2 separate regions of the Homo sapiens genome follow, and region 2 is linked to region 1. A link is an interaction called in ENCODE POLR2A ChIA-PET data of the cell type or tissue named here. Cell type or tissue: A673. All regions are shown on one strand. Each heading gives the region's core, and the rest is flanking DNA. Links, peaks and the distances in the headings are about the cores only.

What was found. Peaks named below come from ENCODE experiments on the same cell type or tissue, not always from the same donor. Only the 100,000 strongest peaks of a DNase experiment are listed, where the experiment ranks them.
Region 2: POLR2A ChIA-PET joins it to region 1 with 10 read pairs; 21 of 35 experiments call an interaction of 5 or more read pairs at or near these places.

The regions. Positions count from the first base shown.
Region 1 is chr9:111,882,529-111,890,868 of GRCh38, reverse strand. No RefSeq gene overlaps it. Among named protein-coding and RNA genes, the nearest start is that of UGCG, 10 kb to the left of the region's middle. RefSeq lists an enhancer at 3,744-4,572. In A673, for the core only: no CTCF peak of the experiment used is centred there; no DNase peak of the experiment used is centred there.
Region 2 is chr9:111,944,871-111,953,210 of GRCh38, reverse strand. LOC124902250 (a long non-coding RNA gene) reads left to right here and starts at 3,579. Exons shown (of 2, transcript XR_007061735.1): 1 at 3,579-3,835. In A673, for the core only: no CTCF peak of the experiment used is centred there; no DNase peak of the experiment used is centred there.

The sequences.
Region 1 (8,340 bases), core at 47-8,046:
TGCCATGTTGCCCGGGCTGGTCTCAAACTCCTGGACTCAAGGGATTCACCCATCTTGGCCTCCCAAAGTGATGGGATTCTAAGCTTGAGCCACTGTACCTGGCCTTAACTATTATCTTTTTAAAAGTGTTTTTGGAAATTTCTTTATTTTTGGATAGATAGTTATGACTCATTCTAGTTTATTTAAGCTCATAATGCTAAAATCTTCACCTAGACTATGTATGCAGCTTGTGCGTGTGTGTAAACAAACTCAGTAAGTTTATTGTGGAGAGAGATTGACTAATATTTACTGAACAAGGGAACATAAATGACATGCTAGGGAAATTATTTAACTATTAACTTGATTTTCACAACAGTCATAAACTGTACAGTAAGACAAAAAGATTAAGTTAAATGCCCAGATGACATTCAATAAGTGACAGCAATGGAGTTTGGACCCGGCTTTGTCAGACTCCAAAGTCAATGCTATTTAAATAAGCAAGTACAGTATTGAGTTAATTTAAACAACATATAGTAGATGTTCAACTCTCAAAATTCAGTTTGCAAAGTAGATTTTGGTCTAGCATTATTTAGTTTAATAACAAATGTAATGTATACATCACCATCTGAGATTTAGGAAAGTCAATTTCACCATCTGAGACTTAGGAAGGTATATCATGTTTTTCTGCTAAGATGCTCTGGGAATTTAAACACCTTGCTCTTTCCTTCCACCATATCATTTGCTTCAGTTAAGAGGAATTTTATGAAACATAATGTCGTTGCAGAACAGTTCATTAAGAGCACAAACAACAAGTGGAAGAATTTAAGGCCAGGCGCGGTGGCCCATGCCTGTAATCCCAGCGCTTTGGGAGGCCAAGGCGGGCGGATCACGAGGTCAGGAGATCGAGACCATCCTGGCTAACACAGTGAAACACCGTCTCTACTAAAAATACAAAAAATTAGCCAGGCGCGGTGGCGGCCGCCTGTAGCCGCAGCTACTGGGGAGGCTGAGGCAGGAGAATGGTGTGAACCCGGGAGGCGGAGCTTGCAGTGAGCCGAGATCACACGACTGCACTCCAGCCTGGGCGACAGAGCGAGACACCGTCTCAAAAAAAAAGGAATTTAAAAGAACAATCTTTTTCAAGTGCTTTTTTTCTCACACAATAATTCAGGAAAATTCCAACAAAATCTGTTTCTTATTGTATCATTTTACAGAATTACCAACAATATAATTAAAACTTGACTTTAACATTTCCTTTTTTTTTTTTTTTTTTTTTTTTTAAGACGGAGTCTGGCTCTGTCGCCCAGGCTGGAGTGCAGTGGCGTAATCTCGGCTCACTGCAAGCTCCGCCTCCCGGGTTCACACCATTCTCCTGCCTCAGCCTCCTGAGTAGCTGGGACTACAGGCGCCCGCCACCACGCCCAGCTAATTTTTTGTATTTTTAGTAGAGACGGGGTTTCACCGTGGTCTCAATCTCCTGACCTCGTGATCCGCCCACCTCGGCCTCCCAAAGTGCTGGGATTACAGGCTTGAGCCACCACGCCCGGCGACTTTAACATTTACTAAGAAACAAAGGTTGTTAAGATAAACTAGACCTCCTGACTTTAGAATCTCTACAAAATACCTTCCCTATCTTAAGAATGCTTTCCTTTAGGTTACAGTATAAACTATTGGCTAAGCCTGAATACTGTGAAAGTCAGACAGGCTGAGTTTGAATTCTGGTCCACCATGTGACCTAAGCAAGTCACTTAACCTCTCTCGCCTCAGTTTTTTTATTTTTATTTTTATTTTGTAGAGAAAGGGTCTTGCTATGTTGCCCAGGCTCGTCTTGAACTCCTGACCTGAAGCAATCCTCCTGCCCTAGCTTCCCAAAGTGCTAGGATTACAAGTGTAAGCCACTGTGCCTAGCCACTTGCTTCAGTTTCTTTGTCTATAAATGGACTGTTGTGAGGACTAAACAAGTTAACATATGTAAAATATTTATAACAATTCCAGGGAGGGAAATGGATATAAAGTTTTATTATTATTCCTTAATTGAGAAAGTACATTCATTTTGTCTCATTTCATCTACATTACTAACTTTTGTTTTCTCTATTTCTCCATTTACTGTTTCAACCCATAAAAAATAAAATTACCTATTAGAAGGATTTATCTTTGGCAAATTATTCCTTGTGACAGAGCATGCAATACTTTACAATTCTTAATTATTACACAAACCAGAGTATATTGTAGATCTCATCTTCTTGCTAATATACCTGGTGTAGTCAATCAGAAACAAATGCAATTAGATGACAATTGTAGGAAATAGGAGACATATAATTGAATAGTAAGGAGCAAACAAAGATATTTTTATTCCATGGGAAAAATAAATCTCAGGCCTTGAAAGAAAATATTCGTTACATGCCAGCATAATATTAGAAAGGTACACAAACTGGCCTTGTGATGTTAAGAAACAGTGATATCAAATAGTCTTTAAACTATTTTTGGTAATTTTTGGTAATAAGTACCTCATAAAATATAATTAAATGCATCAGGATTAACACGAGAGAAAGTTTTCAGAGTCAAGTTTACGTAAATATATTATTTTTTGAAGCTCAGAATTGGCAAAAGGTGTTATAGCATTTACACAAATTGGTACCAAACTAACAACTAATTTGTGAAAAGGATGCATCCTCCCCTAGTCTAGTAATTTTATAGTTTGGAAATCATATCTGATTGTTTTTAGCCTTTTATATCATTGTAGGTATAAATTTGAAGTGTTGTCTAATACCTGAAAAAGCACGAAACAAAGCATTTTGCAATACAAGGAGATAGAAACAACTATTAGGGCCTTCCCTATCACATAAGCTCATGCCTAAATTCAGTTGCCAACCCACCTTAAATATTTTGGGATCCCTCATTAACAGTCATCAACAGTTAATGATGGGAGCCATCATTAACAGTCATTTCCTCTATAATAGAGAACACTGAGCAAAATTATTAAGACTGTTAAGATGATAAAGTAAACAAATTAATGGATTTTCCGTTTAGTTATTTATTTTCCTTTATTCCTCAACAAATATTAAAACATACAAGGTGGCCAGGCATGATGGCTCATGCCGGTAATTTTAGCACTTTGGGAGGCTGAGGTGGGAGGATCACTTGAACGCAGGAGTTTAAGACCATCCTGGGTAACATAGTGAGATCCTGTCTTTTTTTTTTTTTGTAGTAAAAAACAATATATATATGCACACACACACATATCTATACATACATGTATATGCATGCACACAAGGCATACACACATGCACACACATATACACATGTACACACATGCATGTACATGCACATACATGCACACATGCATGCACACGTGTGTACACAGGTGTGCATGCGTGTATGCATGCATATATGCACATGCACGTGTGCACGCACATATGCACATACGTATACATACATGTATGCACATACGTATACGTGCATGTGTGCACATACGTATGCGTGCATGTGTGCACATACGTGTGCGTGCATGTGTGCACATACGTGTGCGTGCATGTGTGCACACATGTATACATGAGGTTGGGCACGGTGGCTCATGCGTGTAATCCCAGCACTTTGGGAGGCTGAATCTGGCAGGTTGCATGGGCCCAGGAATTAGAGACCAGGGTGAGCAACATAGTGAAACTCCATCTCTACAAAATATGCAAAACAGCCTGCACCTGTAGTCCCAGATACTCGGGAGGCTGAGGCAGAGATTGCAGTAAGCCGAGATCACGCCACTGCACCCCAGCCTGGGCGACAGAGTGAGATTCTGTCTCAAAATAATAAAATAATAATACAATAAAATATGTGATGTTCCAGGTACACAGTGTTCTCATGCTTTGGATACAAAGTGAAAAATAACATAATCTTTTTTTCCCCCTGGAGAAGTTCAAGTTCAGCTGAGGAAGAGAAATGCAAAAATGTATCATTGTAATGCAATGAGTGTTGATATAGAGGTATGAGAAAAATTGGGAGTTGGGAGTGATTACTTTTATTCCAGAAAATCTAGAAAGACTTCATGGAGAAGGTCATCTGGGTCCTGAAGAAAGACTAAGACATTGCCAAGAGTGAGGAAAGTGCAGCTGGGCACCTATAACCCCAGCATTTTGGGAGGCCGAAGGGGGCAGGTCACTTGAGGCCAGGAGTTCAAGGCCGGGAGTTCAAGACCAGCCTGGCCAACAGGGCAAAAACCCGTCTCTACTAAAAATACAAAAATTAGCTGGGCATAATGGCAAGAGCCTGTAATCCCAGCTACTCGGGAGGCTGAGTCAGGAGAATCACTTGAGCCCAGGAGGCGGAGGTTGCAGTGAGCCGAGATCGCGCCATTGCACTCCAGCCTGGGTGACAGAGCTAGACTCCATCTCAAACAAACAAACAAACAAACAAAACTTGGATGGCCTTGAGAAACAGTTGACCTGGGTTAACTAATAAATTCATTGATCTGTAACTGAAAATCCAGTTATGGGGAGTATGACGTATGAATGACCATCTAAAGCAGGACTCGTTTGAGAAAGGAGACACTATTAACAATCAGGCTAGGAGAAACTGAGGCAGTCACAGAGTCACACCCTATATAAAGCAAACAAGAGTCAGGCACAGTTAAAAAATGGAGTTCTTGCTCCATTTTTCTGAGATAGTCTTGGCTCGCCCCTCCTCTATGTGTCAGTATTTTACTTTACTTTACTTTACTTTTACTTTATTTTATTTTATTTATTTTTGAGAGAGAGTGTCATTCTGTCTTCCAGCCTGGAGTGCAGTGGCAAGATCTTGGCTCACCGCAACCTCTGCCTCCTGGGTTCAGTGATTCTCGTGCTTCAAGCCCCTCGAGTAGCTGGGATTACAGGCGTGTGCCACCACACCCAGCTAATTTTTGTATTTTTAGTAGATACAGGGTTTCACCGTGTTCACCAGGGTGGTCTCAAACTCCTGACCTCAAGTGATCTACCTGCCTTGGCTTCCCAAAGTGCCAAACTTTGCTTCCCAAAGCAGTTTTGTCTTTAAGCTGACCTCGCTCATGGTTGTAAGACAGCTGCCAACAATTATCAGTACTTCACATCCAGGAAGAGAGAGCAAGTGTTAGTTGTGACCTAACAAAAATCTTAAGCCTTTTCATTTTTCTAATGGTTACCCTTGAATACCATTTGTTAGGCTATGGCAAGGCAGACTAGAATAGTCAAATTAGAATTTATTGAAGCTGGTAGTAAGGATAATCCCATCCAAACTGCAAGGTGACTATGTAATGAATGGGGGAGGAATAGAATTGGAAAGATAACCACGATAGCCACCACACTGAGTTTTTCCAAAATGGAAAATTTCTAGGAAGTCTTAAATATGAAAGATTCCCGGTTAGCTCTTCCAGCTTGTTCGTTTTCTAAATAATAGCTTTATTAAGATATAGTCACACACCGTAACATTCACTCCTTTAAAGCATACCACTCAGTGATTTTTAGTATCTTCACAGAGTTGTGCAACCATCACTGCCCAACTTTAGAACATTTTCTCACTGCAAAAAGAAACTCCATACCCATTAGCAGTCATTCCCCATTTCCCCTCCCCCCAGCTCCTGGTAACTACTAATTTAATTTTTTTCTATATAGATTTGCCTATCTTGACTATTTCATAAAAATAGAATTGATGGGCCAGGCACGGTGGCTCATGCCTGTAATCCCAGCACTTTGGGAGGCCGAGGCAGGCGAATCACCTGAGATTGGGAATTCGAGACCAGCCTGACCAACATGGAGAAACCCCATCTCTAGTAAAAATACAAAATTAGCCGGGCATGGTGGCACATGCCTGTAATCCCAGCTACTCGGGAGGCTGAGGCAGAAGAATTGATTGAACCCAGGAGGCGGAGGTTGCAGTGAGCCAAGATCACGCCATTGCACTCCAGCCTGCGCAACAAGAATGAAACTCTGTCTCAAAAAAAAAAAAAAAAAAAGAATTAACATATTATGCAGACTTTTATGACTACCTTCTTTCACAGCATGATATTTTCAAGGTTTATTCATGTCACAGTACATATCAGTACTTCATTTCTTTTTATAGCCAAATAATATTCCATTTTATGGATATTGTTTCTCCATTCATTAATCGAGTTGGATTTGGGTTGTTTCCATGTTTTGGCTATTATGAATAAAGCTGTTATGAATATTCATTTACAGGTTTTTGTATAGGCACATATTTTTTATTTCTCTTGGGTATATACCTAAGAGTGCTGAGTTGTATGGTAACTTTATGTTTAACTTTTGGAGTTACCGCCAGACTCTTCTAAAGTGACTGTACCATTTTACAATCCCACCAGCAATATATGCAAGTTCCCATTTCTCCACATCCTTACCAAAATTTGTCATAACTGTCTTAGTAAGTGTGAAGTGATTTCTCATTGTGGTATTGATTCGTATTTCCTTAATGGCTAATGATGTTGAGCATATTTTAATGTTCTTATTGACCATTTGTATATATTCTCTGAAGGAATATCTATTAAAATCCTTCTGATTTTTAAAATTGTGGTTTTATCTTTTTATTATTTAGTTGTAAGAGTACTTTATGGGCTGCTCATGGTGGCTCATGCCTGTAATCCCAGCACTTTGGGAAGCCGAGGCAGGTGGATCACTTTAGCCCAGGAGTTCGAGTCCAGCCTCCCACATGGTAAAACTCCATCTCTACAGAAAATACAAAAATTAGCTGGGTGAGATGGTGCACACCTGGAGTCCCAGGTACTCAGGAGGCTGAGGTGTGAGGATCACTTGAGCCTAGGAAGTCAAAGCTCAAGTGAGCCATGAGTGTGCTATTGCACTCCAGGCTGGATAACGGACAGCACAAGACTCTGTCTCAAACAAAAACAAAAACAAAAAACAAGCCAAGAGTGTTTTATGTATTCTAGGTACAAGTTGCTTATCAGGTATATGATTAGCAATTACTGCTCCTCATTCTGTGGATTTTCTTTTCCCTTCCTTGATGGTGTCATTTGAAGCACAATTTTTTTTTTTTTAGATGGAGTTTTGCTTTTGTTGCCCAGGCTGGAATGCAGTGGCGGGATCTTGGCTCACGGCAACTTGCACCTCCTGGGTTCAAGTGAGTCTCCTGCCTCAGCCTCCCAAGTAGCTGGGATTACAGGCATGCACCACCACGCCCAGCTAATTTTGTATCTTTAGTAGAGACAGGGTTCCTCCATGTTGGTCAGGCTGGTCTCGAACTCCCAACCTCAGGTGATCCGCCCACCTCGGCCTCCCAAAGTAAAGCATAAAATTTTGTATTTCGATGGTCCGATTTATCTATTTTTTGTTTTGTCACTTGTTTTTTGGAATCATGTCAAACATACCACTGGCTAACTCAGGTCACAAGGTTTATGCCCATGTTTTCTTCTAAGAATTGTACAGTTTTAGCTCCTGTATTTAAGTCGTTGATCCAGTTTGATTTAAGTTTTGTATATCATGTAAGATAGGCGTCTATCTTCATTCTTTTGCACGTGAATATCCTGTTGTCCTAGCACCACTTATTGAAAAGAGGATTCTTTTGACAATGGTGCTGAGAACATTGAATGATGTCAACATCATTGTCAAAAATTGACTACAGACGTATAGATTTATTTCTGGACTCTCATTCATTCATCTGCATGTCTATCCTTATGTCAGTACCACATGGTCTTGATTATTGTCAATTTGTAGTAACTTTGTAACTTTGAAACTGGGAAGCGTGAGAACTTTGTTCTTTTTCAAGATTGTTTTTGATTTTTCTGTGTCTTTTTTTTTTTTTTTCCTAAGGCAGAGTCTCGCTCTTACCCAGACTGGAGTGCAGTGGTGCAATCTCAGCTCACGCAACCTCTGCCTCCCAGGTTCAAGCGATTCTCCTGCCTCAGCCTCCTGAGTAGCTAGAATTACAGGCATGCGCCACCATGACCGGCTAATTTTTGTATTTTTAGTAGAGACAGGGTTGGTCAGTCTGGTCTTGAACCCCTGACCTCGTGATCAGTCTGCCTTGGGCTCTCAAAGTGCTGGGATTACAGGCGTGAGCCACCATGCCCAGCCCATCTGTGTCTCTTGAGTTTCAATGTGAATTTCATGGTCAGCTTGTTAATTTCTGAAAAAGAAAAGCTGAGATTTTGATAGAGGTTGCATTAAATCGGTAGATCAATTTGGATGCTATTGCCACCTTTTTTTTTTTTGAGACAGAGTCTCACTCTGTCGCCCAGGCTGGAGTGCAGTGGTGCGATCTCAGCTCACTGCAGCCTCTGCCTCCCAGGTTCAAGCAATTCCCCTGCCTCAGCATCCCAAGTAGCTGGGACTACAGGAACCCACCACCATGCCCAGCTAATTTTTGTATTTGTAGTAGAGACGGTGT
Region 2 (8,340 bases), core at 183-8,182, 62 kb before region 1:
CCTGAGTAGCTGGGATTACAGGCACACACCACCATGCCCAGCTAATTTTTTTTTTTTTTTAGATGGAGTCTCGCTCTGTTGCCCAGGCTGGAGTGCAGTGGCACGATCTCGGATCACTGCAAGCTCTGCCTCCGGGGTTCAGGCCATTCTCCTGCCTCAGCCTCCCGAGTAGCTGGGCCTATAGGCGCCTGCCACCACGCCTGGCTAATTTTTTGTATTTTTAGTACAGATGGGGTTTCACCATGTTGGCCAGGCTGGTCTCGAACTCCTGACCCCGTGATCTGCCTGCCTTGTCCTCCCAAAGTGCTGGGATTACAGGCATGAGCCACTGCACCTGTGCATTGACCTGTGCAACTTCTATGATGATGTTGCAGTTGCCCTGGAGTTGGCTTAGGAAGAAGGGATGTGGTTAATTAGCTCATTTCCCAATACAGTGTCATTCCCGGGCCTGGATGCTTGGGAAAGTACCCAGGGCAAGCTTTAAGTACAAAATAGGGTGGTTTGCTTTAAGAGTCCTAAAGCAACCTGAGGAACAATGCAAGATACCCTGCAGGGTTATCAGCCTCCTACAAGGGAGTCCCAGGCCCATGACTCTTTCCAGAAAGATTCTCCATTCCTCATTTTCCTCTATGGCTACTAGTCAATTTCTGAGGTTTGACTGAATTATCAAATTCAAATCTGCCCAGATGTCAGTGTTATCATTTTCGTGTCTCCTGATGGAAATATTCTTTGATTGGTTACTAAGACCTCTAAACCAGCAGAGCCCATAGTTGAGGAAATGAGAATGAAAAACTATCTAAGTGGGTTATTAGATGTAATAATGAACGATGTTAACACTCATTTCTTTTCTTTTTTGAAACAGGGTCTTTCTCTGTCACCCAAGCTGGAGTGCAATGGTGTAATCATAGCTCACTGCAGCCTCGACTCCTGGGCTCAACTCTCACTTCAGGCACGTACGTGTCTCACCCAAGGCATCGAAAATACCTGGTATGTCTGGCCTCCAAGTCCTGTTAGCTTTTTTTTTGTTTTTTGTTTTTGAGACAGAGTCTTGCTCTGTCACCCAGGCTGGAGTGCAGTGGTGTGATCTTGGCTCACTGCAGCCTCCAACTTCCAGGTTCAAGCAATTCTCATGCCTGAGCCTCCCTGGTAGCTGGGACTACAGGCACGTGCCACCACACCTGGCTAATTTTTATAGTTTTAGTAGAGATGGGGTTCTGCCATGTTGGCCAGACTGGTCTCAAACTCCTGGCCTCAAGTGATCTGCCTGCCTCGGCCTCCCAAAGTGCTGGGATTACTGGTGTGAGCCACCACGCCTGGATGATATTTTGAAGACTTCATATAAAAATAAGTATCTCAATAAGTTTTATATTGACTACATATTGAAATGATACTATTTTAGATATCATGGATTCAGTAAACTGTGCTTTTAAAATTAATTTCACCTGTTTCTTTTTACTTTTAAAAAATGCAGCTACTGCCGGGCGCGGTGGCTCAAGCCTGTAATCCCAGCACTTTGGGAGGCTGAGGCAGGTGGATCACGAGGTCAGGAGATCAAGACCATCTTGGCTAACACGGTGAAACCCCATCTCTACTAAAAATACAAAAAATTAGCTGGGCATGGTGGTGGGCTGTAGTCCCAGGTACTCGGGAGGCTGAGGCAGGAGAATGGCGTGAACCCGAGAGGCGGAGCTTGCAGTGAGCCGAGATCGTGCCACTGCACTCCAGCCTGGGCGACAGAGCGAGACTCCATCTCAAAAAAAAAAAAAGTTAGACATGTGGCTCACATTATTTTTCTGTTGGACAGTGCTGCTCTAAAGGCTTAATTTGCTTTTCTTACCATAATAGCCCTCATGACTTGGGTTAGAGAGTCAATTTGGAAATTATCCCAATTGTTGAACTTATTTATTCCAATTGTACACTCAACCACAAGATGAGTTTGGGGTCTTATTAGAGCCCAATGTGAGACTAATTGGAATCAAAGCTTTATAATCTTATCATGAGGCTGCCACTGACTGGTAATCCATGACAGCGTTCTAGTCTCCCATTATTTCAAAGCCGAAGGTTTAGATACTTTCCTTCCCTATGTGTACATCTACCCCTATGAATAGCTGTCTATTTGGAGAAGTTGAGGGGGAGGAGGTTGAGTATATACCTGTCATGTTACCACAGCCTTTTTTTTTGAGGATATGCACCTTTCCTTTTATTTAAGGGGCTCAGAATCTCTGAAATTAATCAGACCTGGGAATTGAGTGAGGAGGCAGGATTCTACGGTGGTGGTTCAAGTAAGGCCTCTTATCACCAAACTTGGAGTTTTTTGGTTTCATACATCAAATAAAACCTTATGGTGGGCTACCCATCTGTTTCAATTCTGGATCTTCTGTTTAGGTAATTAGGTACCACCAAATAGTCAGACTATTCAGATGACTACGTAAGTATGTCTGGCAGTTATGACAACTGTAGATTCCATGCCTTCGAAATGAAGTGCTGATGTTTGGCCTTGCTTGTGTGTTCTACTCCCAATTCCATCACCCTTATTGGAATTAGGGAGACTATGTCATCCCATAAGGAGTGCAGTTCATCCCATTTGCATCCATGGCCTACAACTGCTTTACAGAGATTCTAGCTCTCCTTGCACCAATGCATTTCTCAGTGGTTTGGTGATATGAATATATTGTTAGTCTTTACTGGAGGGGCATGATTTTTTTTTTTTTTTGAGATGGAGTCTTGCTCTGTCGCCCAGGCTGGAGTGCAGTGGCATAATCTTGGCTCACTACAACCTCTGCCTCCCGGGTTCAAGCAATTCTCCTGCCTCAGCCTCTTGAGTAGCTGGGATTACAGGTGCCTGCCACCATGCCTGGCTAATTTTTGTAATTTTAGTAGAGACGGGGTTTTGCCATGTTGGCCAGGCTGGTCTCCAACTCCCAACTTCAGGTGATCCACCCACCTCAGTCTCCCAAAGTGCTGGGATTACAGGCATGAGCCACCATGCCCGGCCTAGAGGGGCATAATTTTGAGGTGGGTGAATCACATATGATAAATCCATTCCCAAGTCCCCATCTTCCTGTCTTTGCATTCCTTCCTCTACATCATAGGCAGAAATTTCTGGCCTCTTGGCTTCATTTGGTGTGGTCTATCTTTGAATCACAGTTTCCTGTCAGCCAACTGAGAAAAACAATTAGAATCACTCCTAGCTGCTGGAGCTGGCATTTTCATCCAAAATCTCTGGAAAGAATACCATATTAAAAAATTTAGCCTAACCTGCCAGGTGCGGTGGCTCACGCCTGTAATCCTAGCACTTTGGGAGGCCGAGACAGGTGGATCACCAGAGGTCAGGAGTTCAAGACCAGCCTGGCCAAGATGGCAAAACCCCGTCTCTACTAAAAATACAAAAATTAGTCTGGTGTGGCGCCATGCACCTATAGTCCCAGCTACTCGGGAGGCTGAGGCAGGAGAATCGCTTGAACCTGGGAGGCGGAGGTTGCAGTGAGCTGAGATCGAGCAACTGCACTCCAGCCGGGGTGACAAAGCAAGATTCCCTCTCAAAACAAAAAAAATTTGCCTCAGCTTTATCTATGTCCCTCTTTCCTTGGTCCAGTCCTTATGCTCACAGGCATTCTCCAGTGTTTTGCTAACAAAAATGAGCAAATGCTTAACATCCTTTTGATGTTTTAACTTCCTCCTTCGTTCTGGATCCCCAAGGGCATGCTGGCTGTCATCTGGAGGCAATCAGAGATGGTAAGAATGCCCGGTATAAAGAGAATTGGCAACGGTAACTCCCTGTAGCAAGGTGGGTTCCCTGACAGAAGAGGAAAAGGAGGGAGAGCTGCATTTGCTGGTAAGAGAGGCTCACTGGGACTTGGGATACTCTGAATCACATGAATTTCCCCAAACCAATTCTTCTAGGCCAACTACTTCTTTCTGATCAATGCCATAACTTTTGCAATAGACCTGATGAGGCTATGAACTCAACTAATGTTTTAATTCAACATCCTACAGAATGAAACTTTGAGTGTTAGGAAGCAGCAGGGAATACCAAGCTGGTCATCAAATCTGAGTGAGTGGGAAACTGGAGCAGGGAGATGAAGTCAGCAGGGCTGAGAGCCAGTCATATGCAGGAACAGATTGGAGAGTAACGTTCTGGAGAAGTCAAGTGGAGGCAGGAAGTCAAATGAAGTGGGCTGTGATCCTGACATGGACTTTTTTTTTTTTTTTTGAGACAGAGTATTGCTCTGTTACCCAGACTAGAGTACAGTGGCACGATCTCAGCTCACTGCAACCTCTACCTCCTGGGTTCAAGTGATTCTCCTGCCTCAGCCTCCTCAGCTATGATTACAGGCATGCACCACCACACCCAGCTAATTTTTTGTATTTTTAGTAGAGATGGAGTTTCACCATATTGGCCAGGCTGGTCTTGAACTCCTGACCGCAAGTGATCCACCTGCCTCAGCTTCCTGAAGTGCTGAGATTACAGGCGTGAGCCACTACGCCAGGACCGGACTTTTCTTAGGTGTCAGCCTTCTGTGACTTTGGGCAGCCTGCCCCTCCTAAGGAAGGCTTAGGGTTGGTATGAAACATTAAAGAGTTCCCATTGTAGAAAGTGAGAGTGGTACTTTCCCATCTGACCTGTACAAAACTAAAAAGAAAATGTTTCAGCCACATTTAGGTCTTAGGAATGGGGGAGAAACAGAATTCCTCACTAGGATTAGAGCGACAACCTTCCTGCTGGGTGTCTATGCCTTCAAGCTCATTCTCTCTAATCCATCCTCCACACAGCAGCCAGAGAAATCTTTTTTTTTTTGAGATGGAGTTTTCGCTCTTTTCGCCCAGGCTGGAGTACAATGGAGCGATCTCGGCTCACACAACCTCCGCCTCCTAGGTTCAAGCGATTCTCCTGCCTCAGCCTCCCGCGTAACTGGGATTACAGGCATGCGCCTCCACGCCCGGCTAATTTTGTATTTTTAGTAGAGACGGGGTTTCTCCATGTTGGTCAGGTTGGTCTCGCACTCCTGACTTCAGCTGATCCGCCCGCCTCGGCCTAAGTGCTAGGATTACAGGCGTGAGCCACCGCGCCCGGCTCAGAGAAATCTTTCTAACACACAAAACTTTCAATTACTTCCTACTGCCTTCACGACAAAGCCCACATTCTGGAACTGGACTTTGAAGGCTCTGAATGCCGCAGAGCTGCACAGAACCTAAATTTGCAATCTGTAGTTAATTTTCCCTGTGTAAAAAGTGAGACGAATATGGGTAGGAACAGAAAAAGGGGGAGGAGCTTGGAAGGTAGGGAAAGGAAACTTCAAGGCCAAAGAGAGAGAGAGAAAGGATACTACTGCCAATAAGAAATCCTTGATGGAAGAACAGATCAAGGATTTTTAGAACAGCCACGTCTAAGGAGCAACTTTTTTTTTTTTTTTTTTTTTTTTTTTTGAGACAGACTCTCACTCTGTCGCCCAGGCTGGAGTGCAGGGGTGCGATCTAGGCTCACTGCAACCTCTGCCTTTGGGTTCAAGCGATTCTCCTGCCTCAGCCTCCCAAGTAGCTGGGATTACAGGCACACACCACAACGCCTGGCTAATTTTTGTATTTTTTTTTTTCAGTAGAGATGGCATTTCACCATGTTGTCCAGTCTGGTCTCGAGCTGTGGGCTTTAAGCCACACGCCCGCCGGCCTCCCAAAGTGCTGGGATTACGGGTGTGAGCCACCGGCCCCAGCCAGGAGCAACTGTAAAGTTGTTTGTTGTGCACTGTAGAATGGCGTTGCAGCCCCTCCCTCACAATTCATAAACCTCAACAAAGCTTGAAAGCACTTTTACTTCCCCACTTTCTTCTTTCACACCCCTACTCCTGTGTTTTGAGATAATTTAAAATTTTAGCCAAGGCTATTAAATTTTCCTCCATAATAAGTCTCATCTGATTTAAAATTCTCATTATTCCATGTCACGTTAGCATCTATTTAGAGTATGACAATTACAAGGTTCATTATTCACCATTGTCTTCTTGTATTCTTTGTCTTTCCCTGTTGCTGAATTTTTTTTAAAAAACGATTGTTTTAGGCTGGGCACAGTAACTCACGCCTGTAATCCCAGCACCTTGGGAGGCCAAGGCGGGCGGATCACCTGAGGTCAGAAGATCAAAACCAGCCTGGCCAACATGGCGAAAACCTGTCTCTACTAAAAATACAAAAATGAGCCAGGTGTGGTGGTGTATGCCGGTAATCCCAGCTACTTGGGAGGCTGCGGCAGGAGAATTGCTTGATCTTGGGACGTGTAGGTTTAAGTGAGCCAAGATTGTGCCAGTGCACTCCAGCCTGGGTGACAGAGCAAGACTCCATCTAAAAAAAAAAATTATTATTTTAAATTGACAAATAATAATTGTACATATTCATGGGGTACAAAGTGATGTTTTAATATATATAATTTAAAGTGATCAGATCAGGATAATTAGCATATCCATCCTCTCAAACATTTATCATTTCTTCATGTTGGAAACATTTAATATCCTCCTTCTATTTGAAACTGTGTAATATATTATTGTTAACTATAGGGATCCTATAGAATACTAGAACTATAGGAACTATGAATTCTATAGAACACTAGAACTTATTCCTCTTATCCGGCTATAATTTTGCATCCTTTTTTTTTTTTTTTTTTTTTTTTGAGGTGGAGTTTCGCCCTTGTTGCTGAGGCTGGAGTGCAATGGCACAATTTCGGCTCACTGCAACCTCTGCCTCCCAGGTTCAAGCGATTCTCCTGCCTCAGCCTCCTGAATAGCTGGGATTACAGTCACCCGCCATCATGCTCGGCTAATTTTTTTTTTTTTTGTACTTTTGTAGAGACAGGGTTTCACCATGTTGGCTAGGCTGGTCTAGAACTCCTGACCTCAGGTGATCCGCCTGCCTTGGCCTCCCAAAGTGCTGGGATTACAGGCGTGAGCCACTGCACCTGGCCTCCTTGCATCCTTATTTTCTTAAGTACTTCCTTGACTAATTTCCTCAGGTTGAGTACATGGGTAGTATACTTTCTGAGGTCCTACAAGCCCCTAAATACCTTATTTTTGCCCTTATATAATAAGATTTTGGCTGGTTATAAGATTTTCCTATCACAATCCCCCCAGTAACCTTCAGTATTGCCGATAGTCCAGCGATGGTCTAACTCCCTTTCTTTTGTCAATAACTTGTTCTTTCTGGCTGATGACCGTTAAATTTATCCTTCGGGTTAAAAAATTTAACCCTATTTAATTTTTCCCCATTTTCTTCTTTTAGGACACTTCTTTGTCTGCAAATATGTCTTCTCATTCTACCCACCTGGGACTAGGAAGTCATTTAAATCTAAAGAAGCAAGTCTTTGGTTTTCTTCTGTCTCTTCCTTTTTCCTTCTGGAAATTTATTAGACAATTTAAGTCTCCACCTAAACGGTCCTCTCTGTCTTGTATCTGCGTATTTCTCTTAGTATTTAGTATATTTTGTTTTGTTTTGCTCTGGGTTATAGGGATCCCACTAAACGCTATTTTGATTTTCAGAAGTAATCATTCTCTTTAATTTCTACATTGAATTTCTAAATTTAGAAATCATACTTTTCAGTACCATAATTTCATTTTTTTATGCTCTAATTGTATCTTCTTAAATGTCCTCATTATGTTTCTCCTCCTCATTAGGTTTTAACTAAAGTTTACTTCTCTTTCTCTTATTAATTCTGCCTCTATGTTAGCCATATTTTCTGGTCATGCAATTTGGTCTATCTCCGGGAAATTGCATGTTTCCTTTGCAAGTCAGCTGTTGGAATTCTTCAAGCCGTAGTGAACTGACTGCCACTGGATGGGCCAGCAGTAATGAGACAGGCAGCTGGGACTTTCTGTTGAGGTTTTTGGGGGCGTGGTATCTGTTCTCAGATGCAAGAAGTGAAACCTTTTTTTCTAGTGCCACTGAAATCAATGGAATTGATCAGTTTCTCCCAGATGATGGTCATAGCAAGGCATTAGGGCAGCCAGATTTGGATCCTCATCTCTAGATACCAAACTATGAGCTCTGAGCTGTGTCTGGACTCTTCATTTGGTGACTGAATTGTCCTAGCTGGGAGGGACTGAAAATCAAAAGTGATCAGCCAATACAGGTTGTCATTTTCCCTGAATTTCCCAAGGATAGGCAAATACAGCACTGTTGGCCCAAATCAGTGGGACTCTGCAGGACAGTGTTTCCTAGCTCCACTCGGCAGCTTTGGCTCAGTCTCAGTAGTCACAGCAATGGTACTCCTCCATTCATTTTTTGCCCCTTGGGCTAATCCATGAAAATAAAGTAAAAATTTTAAGTTCCAGCCACCCTAGTGACAAAATTCAAAATCCCAGT